Linked DNA regions of Mus musculus: region 2 is linked to region 1. The links are chromatin contacts, found by Hi-C or POLR2A ChIA-PET in ENCODE. All regions are on one chromosome and are shown on one strand. Each heading gives the region's core, a stretch centred on a gene start or an enhancer-like site at or near the end of the contact. The rest is flanking DNA. Distances are from core to core; before and after follow the strand shown. Region 1 overlaps Rhobtb1 (Rho-related BTB domain containing 1). Region 2 holds the start of Cdk1 (cyclin-dependent kinase 1).

The links. A loop is a pair of places that touch in the nucleus more often than their neighbours do. ChIA-PET counts read pairs that join two places held with the same protein, here RNA polymerase II (POLR2A).
Region 2: a loop to region 1 is called in a map of v-Abl transformed pro-B cells, with 3 times the contacts of the local background. The contact joins the promoter of Cdk1 here to the enhancer-like site in region 1. A Hi-C loop is called at or near these places in 1 of 37 maps with a recorded cell type or tissue (v-Abl transformed pro-B cells). POLR2A ChIA-PET finds 5 or more read pairs at or near these places in 1 of 5 experiments (Patski).

Annotation. Positions count from the first base shown.
Region 1 is chr10:69,257,559-69,263,261 of GRCm38, forward strand. The region is part of intron 4 of Rhobtb1 (Rho-related BTB domain containing 1); the gene reads left to right. Among named protein-coding and RNA genes, the nearest start is that of Rhobtb1, 47 kb to the left of the region's middle. Within about 2 kb of position 1,618, at least 1 of the 3 ENCODE cell types and tissues checked has a DNase peak (open chromatin) inside an H3K27ac peak, as active enhancers do.
Region 2 is chr10:69,351,367-69,356,645 of GRCm38, forward strand. It overlaps Cdk1 (cyclin-dependent kinase 1), which reads right to left and starts at 1,546. Exons shown (of 8, transcript NM_007659.4): 1 at 1,470-1,546.

The sequences.
Region 1 (5,703 bases), core at 368-2,867:
TGAACTCAGGACATCTGGAAGAGTAGTTAGTGCTCTTAACTGCTGAGCTATCTCTCCAGCCCCAACATTGAATTTTCAATATGGAATAAAAGGAATTAAAAAGAAAAACAAAACAAAAACAAAAAAACCACCAATTTTGGGTTGTTCTGTTTTGGGGTTTTCTGGTGAGGAAATAGTTTCCAGGCCACAGTGCTTTTTCTTTCGAATTAGCTGGGTCAAAGGCAGGAAACTGTTGAATAACCCTGTGGTCAGTCATTCTACAACCAGCTTTCAGAAACTACAGACCACTGGACACAGCTGTGAGCCAAAAGGAAAAATTACCGACTGCCACCTGCAAGGTATTTTTCTGGGTGGGTTTTAAAGACGTTTCCATTATTTGTCCAGTTGGTCCTGCCTGCTACACAAAATGTTCTCAGATATTCTTCTTGGTAAGTTCGATAACCGACCAGCAACTCCTAATACCAGTCACCCCTGACACACATTCCTAAAGTGAGCCAGGAACTGCGCTACACTCTGCCCCAGGGCAGGAAACTGCATAAAGGACACATGTCTAGGCTGTAGGAAGAGAAATAAAATAGAGAAAATAGGAAATTGTCTCTTAAATCTACTGCACTGGCTTCAGACTCATCTACTTGTATGTGTGTGTGTGTCTGTGTCTGAGTGTGTGCCTATGTCTGTGTATGTTTTGTGTGTGTGTGTGTGTGTGTGGCATGTGGTTGTGTATATTTGTGTGTGCCTGTCTGTGGTATGTGTGGTTTTTGTGTGTCTGTCTCTCTGGCTGTCTACATGTGGTATATGTGTGTGTGCCTGTCTGTGTGTGTTGTATGTCTGCCTGTGGTGTGTGTGTTTGAATATGTGTGTTTAAAAGCAAGATGGTCTGTCTGTAATGTATGTGTATGTGTGTTTGTGTGTGTTTAAAAGCAAGATGGTCTGTCTGTAATGATGTATGTGTATGTGTGTTTGTGTGTGTTTAAAAGCAAGACAGTCTTTGTAATTGAGGGCATCCCTGAGCCTTAATCTAGTTGTAATCTAAAATTAATCCAAAAAACAACCTGCTCCCTTTCTTTGTATTTCTTTGGCTTCTGGAGAGAATCTCACTCCTGGAAGCAGCCATTGTTCCTCCGGAGTTAGGAAAGCAGCCAACGGATTTATCAGACGAATTCAAGTAATTTTTAAGAAAGCGTATTAACTGGCTAACCTCTGCTCATGTCCCCAAGACATCCCATGGCGGGCTTCCAGGAACAATAATCTGACAAATTGTAGCGACTCACATTCTGTTCTCATTCCTTACAAAAACTCCAGCCGATCCCCTGCCTGACTTCATTAGCCTAGTTTCATTTCTTTTAGACTCAACGTCTGCAGACATCTGTGTACCCGTAGTAATGTGTTCTTGGGTACCTCACAGGCCTTTTAATGAGATAAAAAAAATCAATCTAGTAAACACGGTGTGGGGAATCCTGAAAATGGGCTAGCTCCTTGCACTGTGAACAGTTAGCAGCACACATTATAACAGTGCTATGGTAAGCCTGCTGAGTAAAAGCCAGGCATATTTTTGTGCCACTTGGCCCCATCCTGGACCTGACCATGCAAGCCATGTCGGCACAACCTTCTGCAGTCCCCCATATCACCTGCACTGTGTTCTCCTCCCAAGGCCAAGCAAGGATGTCACCACCGACCTTGGGTTCTGCCTCTTCTCCAGTCCCCTGATTTTTCCTTGTACTTTCCCTTCCTGACCCCTGGCCCTTGGGCACTCCATCACCTGTTTAATCAGATAACTATCCTAACAATGAGATTAGCTCATTCAACTAGAAAGTATACTCCACCAACTCCGCAAAAGTCAAAGCCACCCACCCCTAAGAGTCCTCCCACCTCAGCCTCTCTGTGGTCTGCTTCCTCTCTGTCTTCCTCCTCCCCACTGTACACTAGCAATGTGTCTCTTTCCTCAGGGGAGTATCCTGCCTTGGGGCCTCATCTTTGCCCTAGCTGTGGCTTTGAACTCTTCTGTACCCACAGCGGCATGTGTGGCCCCTCCCTTCCTTCAGTTATTTCTGGACCATCAACCCCAGAGAGACCCTCCCCAAAGATCTCACCTTGAGCAGCTCTGCCCCCGCCCCCTTTTCTCTGTTCCATGCTCTGATTGGCTCTTTACCTAGCATCCAGTTCTCTGTTTCTAGCTGTGCCTATCCATGAAATAAATAGATAGATAGATAGATAGATAGATAGATAGATAGATAGATAGATAGATAGATAGAAGATAGACAGCCAGGACAGTTGTCCCCAATGTCTCCAAGAGAGCCTGGTATGCAGTGGGCTGTCACCCACTGCTATGTATGGAAGGGATGGTGAGATAACTGCCCACGGACACAGGATGAGGCACCAAGCAAGCCCCGTGGACCTCACAGACTCAAGAGGATTGCTGAGAAACCGAGGCAAAAATCTCGCTTTTGTATCAATGCTCAGAAAAGGTGGCTGGTTGACAGTTTCACCTCCTAAGAGTTCTGGCCGTTAATCCCAGACACTTCCCACCAGCACAGCCAAGGACACAGAGGACTTCCTGGATCTGCTGCTGACCTTTCCGCCCGGCACAGGAAGCATGCTTCTCTGGGTTTTAGCTTTGAGGAACAGAAAAGGAGACCGGAGAGCAAAACAGTTGGGGGTTGGGAGACGCCATTGCTTAGGCTTCCCTCCCCCTGCCAATCAAGGGGGATTTTGGTTTGGTTTGGTTTGGTTTGGTTTGGTTTGGTTTGGTTTGGTTTGGTTTGGTTTGGTTGTTTTGGTCTGTCGGCCAGGCATTAAGTGAAGCTGCTGAGACCATTTGTTGTAATAGGCTGATGGGTTTTTCACTCATTCTGCTTCTGGTAATGACTGCGTGAAGTGTAAGACCACCTCTGTAGAACAAGTCGTGGGGGCGAGGGGACAGGGGTCTGATCGATGGTAGCTGCATTCGCCTCTTTCTCTCTGCATCGACAAAACTACTGACAGAAACTAACTTAACAGAGGAAGGGCCTGTTTGGGCTCACAGTCTGGAGACACAGTCCACCGTGGCAGCTTTGCGGCAGCTCAAACTGTGGCGACAAGAATGTCTACAGTCAGGTGACAGAGATGAATGCTGGTGTTCAGCTCGTTTTCTCTGGTTTATTTGGTTTGGGGCCCCAGTCCCCATCCATATTCAGGGTGGGCCTTCCCCGAATTAAACTCAGAGACCTACTCTTTATTTTTTTTTTACCATTTATTTATTTATTTTTATTACGTATTTTCCTCAATTACATTTGGCACAGCTAAAGGTGTGTGCTGCAGGCTGTTCTAAATCCTCAGTCGTGATCAAGATTAACTGTGATAATAGTGGTCACTTTGGTTGGTATGGCCATTGACTGATGTACCATGTGTACGAGGGTGGAGGAACTGGCCATCTTTGAAACTCTACCGTTGTCTGCAGTCCCTGGTAACACTGGTGGGCTATGGATGCTACTTGCCCACTCTTAAGAGCATGCCTTGTTTTAGCCAAATTTCTGTTGGGTGGAGGGAGCCAATTTAACAACAGTCACGTCCTGGTAAAACTGCATTGACAGTCTCGGAAGAAGAAGTAGTCCACGCATGCTAATTGCTCCCAAATCTGGATATATTTCAGGATGTTTTGACAGTTTCCCCCACATAACATCTGTACTTAAAGAAGCTTCACTGCTCTTGGTAAAGTATTGGCTTGATTTCTCCGCTCACATCTGGGGCCCTGCATGGTTCAGCCCTGCTCTCCCCAGATCCCCCAACCAGGCGCTCCCCCCGCCCCCCCAACAGGCCTGTCCATCCTCCATGAGTTCAAGCTTCCTCAGCCATCCATCTCCAGCCCCGTCGTGTGCACCATCTCTGACAACTCCCTCCGCATCTCATATACCCAGGCTGCACCCCTACTAAAACCCAGGGCCACATGCTCCAAACCCTCCACCATGTTCCCTGCGCTGTCCCAAAAATGTGTCTGTTTGCATAACACTGTCAAAGTATAATGCATGAGAGGTGTGTGGTCAATGTGAATGGTTCGGAAATTTTGCTGGAAAGAACCTACCTCAGTTATCGGTGGGGAACAGGAGCTCAAAGGCCCATGAGTGGAAGTCAGGATCTCCTTGCTTCAATCTTGGATAGAGGCAGATTCCTATATCCTGGCAAAGAAAGCCTGTTTGGCTATGACTATGACCCCTACCTGTGTAAAGGTCACGGGGGTGGGGAGGAGGTCCCTCCTAGAAATGTTAAGTAGGTAGAAGCAATGGTAGCTTATACTGAACACAGAGTAAAAAGTCTCAAGAAAATATATAGACAATGAGAAGATGGATGTCCAATACAGAACTTAGGAAAATACGGCATGGGGCTTCTTCTAAAGTTTGAATGTTAGTCTTGCACAAGATCCACCCTGAGCTGAGCACACTGGAGAAGGGCATGTGGCCACCCTACTGACTCCCTACATCCTGGATGCCTGGAGGAAAGTGCTTTTGTTTGCCTTACCTGTCAAATAGGTCTGACATGATGTTTTTAGATAAAAGACGTTGGGGGACGGGGGGAGTTTTCTTTCACTTAACTGGATAAGGAAACCCAGGCCCAGAGTCCCCTCAGCGTGACACCTGTGACAAGGCTGATGGGCCCACCAGAGATGGGGAGCCCTCTGTGATAGGAAAGGACTTAGAAATTGCATTCCTAACAGCCACTGCCTTTAAGCTTCTGGTAGCTTCTCCAGTCTGTTCCCACCACTTCCCTATACTTATAAAAGCAGCTTTTGAGTCTGCTGTTGAGTCTGGCTCCAGACAAGGCATGTGGAAAGGGTAGCTTTCCTCGGATTTCTTTAATTCTTCAACAAAGATTAGCCCGGGCTTTACATGCTTGCACACTTTCCCCAGGAATCTCTAGCAGTGTTTCCCCCAAAGGAAAACTGGGGAAACGTTATATATGGATTTATTTAATGTACAAACAGAGACAACCAAGGTTGACCTCAGCCCCTACAGTCTTCAGTAACTTGGTCCCTCTCCCATTCCCATCTCTCTTTTCTGAGGCTAGACACACCCGATCGCTCTAACATTGACTTCAGACCAATTTGGAATGAAAACAATCACAATATTACCTTGTGGACATTATTGGATGTGCTAGTGCCCAAGAGAAATATGCTGATATTTCTTTTTTAGGAACAAGAAATTGTTTTTTTTTTCCCCTTAAACACACCAATACACACACACACACACACACACCACACACACACATTCAGTGTGCCAATGAACAGAAGGATGTATTCCTACCCTCTGAGTGTGTGTGTGTTTCTGACTTTGTTTAATAAGCCCACTTATCCCAGTCATAATTTTCAAAATAGAAATCATACAATACATATTGAACCCCCCCCCCCCCGCATCTTCTCACTACTCAAATTTGGGAGTTTAAAGCTCAGTACACCCAGGGCTTTGTCTACGAATTCCCGGGGTTTCCAACCCCAGGTAAGCTGGAGAATTCCATTTAAGTCCTACCATTCTTTCTATAACTGAAATAGACCCTGAGGTCATTTCCAGACAACCCACTCCGCCAAGTCTGCGAACCTCACACCCTCCGCAATTATTTTTAAACCCACTCTCCAAACTGAAACAAAACAAAACAGAACAAAACAGTAACAGAGTCACGGAGACAGAACTTCTAGAAGCTCTCTCTCTCCTCTTTATCTTCTGTAGGGAGGCATTT
Region 2 (5,279 bases), core at 296-2,795, 94 kb after region 1:
ACTAAACCCTTTCCTTCCCAAGTTCCTTTGCTTTGGTCATGGTGTTTCATCCCAACAACGCTAAGACAGTGTGTTTGCTAATCATGCTTTGAAAAATATCACGAACAAGGGAGAAACAATTTCTTGGCTCACAAAGAATGGTAGGAAAAAGGTGTGCCTTCTCCTTGAAAGCCCTCTGCCACGGGTGACAAGATCCTTATGAATGAGCATCAAGGAATGGCTGACCTCTCGTGAGCTGTTCCTTACAGATCTCTTTCCACAGTAAAATCAACTCCATGGGGTGTGGGGGCACAGCCAGGAATCCCAGCTCTTGGCACTGCACAAGGAGGCAGCGGCTCAACAGATAAAAATTCAGAAGGAAAATGTAAACCCGTCCAAGGGTCCTGCCAGGCATCCCACTGAACCCTGGGGATTCTCAGACACATAAGATTGACTCTCAACTATGGAGATTATGTTTAGGAAATTTCAACGCATCCCCCCCCAACCCCCTTTCTTCAATACAGAGACTTAATATAACTATAGAGCATTAAACGTTTCAACCACCTCTGCACAGACAGCAAAGAGTTAACATGTCTTGAAAGCTGGGCTTATTTCCTTCCAACATTTTCCAGTCTCCCGGGCCTGCTGTTAAAAGCTGCCCAGTGTATCCAAGTTGGGGGCAGGCGATGGTGGCCCGCACATCAGAACCTTCATCGGTATTTATGTTTTAAGACGATCAAGGACGCGAAGGCATCCGCGGTTCTCCCTCTCTCTCCTTCTTTGCCTGGGTACAGTCTGTGGCCTTAGCACAGGCAACTAAAAATAAACGATCCTACACTTTCTTGGTTCTGCACCTTGGTAGGAATAAGCTTTTTAAACGACCACGGGTCTGTTTCTCCGGCAGTACCGACTTAAGGCCTCCGAAGGCAGCTGGCCTGGTGCAGCCCAGCTCCACACTGGCAGCCAACAGGGCCTGGGACATAACTTGGCACCCCGCCCACACCCGGGCCCACTCCAGCGAGGCCCATCCAGTCTGCAGGAACCTGGAGCTCGCGTAGGGGCCTGCACGTCCGCAGGACCCGGGGCTCAAGTGAGCCTTGCCCTTCCATAAGGGACCGCTGGATCGGGTGAGCCCTGCCCCCCCCCCCCATAGGGATCCCAGGCTCCGGTGAGCCCTGCTCCTCCATAGTGTCCCCAGGCTCAGGTAGGCCATGCTCCTGCATAGGGGACCCTGGCCTCAGATGAGGACATGCTCATCCATAGGGTACCCCAGACCCCGGGCTCAGGGAGGCCATGCCCGACCATAAGGGATCCCGGACTTAGGTGAGGCCCTACCCGTCCACAGGAGACCAAGATCTCACGTGGAGGCCCTACCCGTCCACAAGGGATCCCCAGGCTCACATGGATGTCCTGCCCTTCCCCGGGGGAACCCCCAGATCCCGTGGAGCCCCCGCAGGCCCAGCCTGCACCCAGTCCGACTCACGCCATACCTCTCTGTCCCGGCTGGGGCCACACCGCAGTTCCGGACTGCGCGGACGCAGCAACTCCAGGAGCTTAGAGGCCGAGTGCCAGCAGTTTCAAACTCGCCGCGGTAAAGCTCCCGGGATCCGCCAATCCGATTGCACGTAGACGTTCAAAGGAGCCAATCAGAGCTGAGCTACGCTTGGGCGGGGCTGCCTGGGAGCGCAGAGCGCGAAAGGGAGCGGAAACCGCGGCCAGAGGAATTGCAGGAGGGCGGGCGCCAACTGACTCTTGAGCTCTGTTTTCCTTCCAATATCGTCCTGTTGTTTCTGGACAGTCTAATCTATTCTCTTTTTTCTCCAGCTACCTTTCTGTGTGTAATTTCCCTCCAAGACTAACACAATTCAAATGCATTGAATTTAGATAGCCAGCCACCAAAGTGACAGTACCACTACATCAAGAGCTTGTTATTAGCTGGGCGTGGTAGCACACACCTTTAGTCTCAGCTTTCGGGAGGCAAAGGCAGGGCAAATTTCTGAGTTCGAGGCCAGCCTGGTCTACAGAGTGAGTTCCAGGACAGCCAGGGCTACACATACAGAGAAACCCTGTCTCGAAAAACCAAAAAAAAAAAAAAAAAAAAAAAAGAGTTTCTTACTTTTATTTTGTTTTGTTTTGAGACAAGGTTTCTGGGTGTAATTTTGACTGACCTAGAACTTGCTCTGTAGACCAGGCTGGCCTTGAACTCACAGAGATCCTCCTGCCTCTGCCTCCAGAGTACTGGGGTTAAAGGCGTGTGCTGCCACCACCACCTGGCTATTGCTAACATTTAAAATTACTTTATGATTATGCCTTTCAAAATTCTATATTAAGCTGGGATAATATAAATAATATATAATATTAATATATAATATATTAGTTTACATATGTATGTGTGTATATATATGTGTGTGTGTGTGTATATATGTGTGTGTATATATATATATACATATATATATATATATATATCTGAGGATTGTGGCACACACCTTTAATATATGTATATATATAATATTAAGTTTCACTATGGAATTTTCAGACAATATTGGTCTGTGTTAATTCTTCTCATCCCTTCTCCCAGTAACCCTAGTCCCCGCACCTCGTAACTGCACGCCCCCAAGCCCATAGCCCTCTGTGTCCTATCACCATGTCCATGACTCTAATCCCCCCCCCCACTCGGGCAGCCTTTCCTTTCTAGTTGGAACCTTATATACACACTAACATATGAACATTACATGCTAGGATCCGCCTATGAGAAAGAACATGAAGTGTCTGTCTCTCTATGTCTGTGTCAGGTAACTTGATGTATTTTCCAGCTCTCCCGTGTTCCTGCAGATTATGTTTTTTTCAATGAGTTTTTAGCAGCCAGCAGAAGGATCACATTTAAAGTACCTTAAGAAGACAAGAGGATAGGAACCAATGAAACACTGAAAGACACCCTCAAAACTGAAAAGAAAAAATGCCAGCCTGTTTCTGTGATTATACACTTATGTATTCATTATGTATACAATGATAACACACTAAATGTTTTGACATATCTCCACATAAGAATGTTAAATATTGGGCTGAAGAGATGGCTCAGAGGTTAAGAGCACTGTCTGCTCTTCCTAGAGGTCCTGAGTTCAATTCCCAGCAACCACATGATGGCTTATAACCATCTATAATGAGATCTGCTGCCCTCTTCTTGTGTGCAGGCATACATGTGTGTAGAATACTGTATACCAAATAGATAAATCTTTTTTTTAAATGTTAAATATTCCTTAGAAATCAAACCTTCACAAATCTATGAACAAACAAAATGTCATCTGTTTTATCGGCTCTAAGTCAACACCAAAAGCTCTATCTTGCCACCACCCTCAGACCACATCCTTCAAAGAGGCTGTGCTCCACTTTGAAAAGATTCTCAACTCCTCAAGAAAATGAAGCAGTGTGGTGTGGGACCAGAGAGATGGCTCAGCCATTAAGAGCATTTGCGCACAATCATGAAGATGGGAGTTCAGATCCCTCCACCAACAAAACAAACCCAGCATCCTTGTAAATGCCTGTAACCCCAGCTCTGAGGGAGTCCACTCTGTCTTCTCATCTCCATAGGTTTGCATAGGTACTCGAATGCACACAACACACACACACATGTGCACACACACAGACATACACACATAATTAAAATAAACCCTTTTTAATAAAAAAAAAAGTGAAGCAGCATGACAGAGCTGAGGATAATGAGGGGCAGTCTAGGATGGCAGCTGTCTTTGCCTGGACTTCATAGGAGGAGGAAGGCACATCATATCCTCTTAGACAAGACTAATACAGGCTAGAAGACCTGCATCAGAATGAAGAATAAACTAGCTTATCGCATGGGAGCCCATGTCTGCTTCCCCCACTCCGTGATGGGTCTCTATTTGGCTTGACCCTATGCAGGTCTTGCGTGTGCTTCCACAGTCTCTGTGAGTCCAAGTGAGTCTCAAAGACATGGTTTCCTTAGAGTCATCCATCTCCTCTGACTCTTACAATCTTTTTGCCTCCTCTTCCGTATAGATCTGTGAGCCTTGAGGCTATGGGGGCTGATGAACACATCTCATTTAGGACTGGGTGCTCCAAAGTCTCTCACTATGGCCACATTGTCCAATTGTGAGTCTCTGTGTTAACTCCATCTCCCCATTCTGTGCAAGAAGCTTTTCTGATGTGGGTTGAGCTAGGCACTTATCTATGTGTATAGAAGTATGCTATTAGCAGTCATTTTATTGCTATGTTCCTTTAGCAGGATAATAGTATTTGGTTTCCCCCTAGGTCCATAACTTACCTAGTCTTAGGTCCTTGGTCACTTTCACAGTGTCAGATAAGAGATCCATCTCATGAAGTGGGCCTTCCGTCCTATCACAATGTAGTTACTTCCATAACATGTGTCACTCTTGTGCCACTGTGTCTTATAGACAGGTTACTGTTGTAGGTCACAGGGTTTGTAGCTGAGTAATATCATGTTCATTTAAAAACACAATACTGGGAGCTGGAGAGATGATTCAATAGCTAAGAGCGTTTATTGCTCTTTCAGGTGAGCCAGGTTTGATTCCCAGCACCAATATAGAGACTTCAAACCATTAGTCACCCCAGTTCCTGGAGAACCAATGTCCTTTTCTGACCCTCTAGGAAGCCAGGAATGACATGACACCCCAATGTACTTACAGGCAAAGCACTGACACATCTAAAGTTAAAAGAAACAAATGAAATTCTGTGGGGCATTGGGAAGACAAGTCCTCATAAAATAAAACTCTTTATTTCAAAAATTAATAAGTGTCTTAGTTAGGCATTCTATTGCTATGATGAAACACGTATGACCGAAAGCAAGTTGGAGATGAAAGGGCTTATTTGGCTTATATTTCTACATCATAGTCCATTATAGAAGGAAATCGGGATAGGATCTCAAACAGGGCAGGAGCCTGGAGCTGTTACAGAGGCCATGGAGGGGTGCTGCTTATTGGCTTGCCCTCCATGGCTTTGCTTAGCCAGCTTTCTTAGAGGAGCACCTGTCCCAGGAGAGCACCACCCACAATGGTCCGAGCCCTCCTACATCCTTAACTAATTAAGAAAATGCCCTATAGTCGGATATTATAAAGGTATTATCTTGAGGTTCCCTCTACTACCTGGTTTTGTGTCAACTTGACGCAAGCTGGAGATATCACAGAGAAAGGAGCCTTCCTTGAGGAAACGCCTCCATGAGATCCAGCTGTAAGGCATTTCTCACTTAGTGATCAAGAATGGGAAGGCCCATTGTGGGTGGTGCCATCCCCGGGCTGGTGATCCTGGAT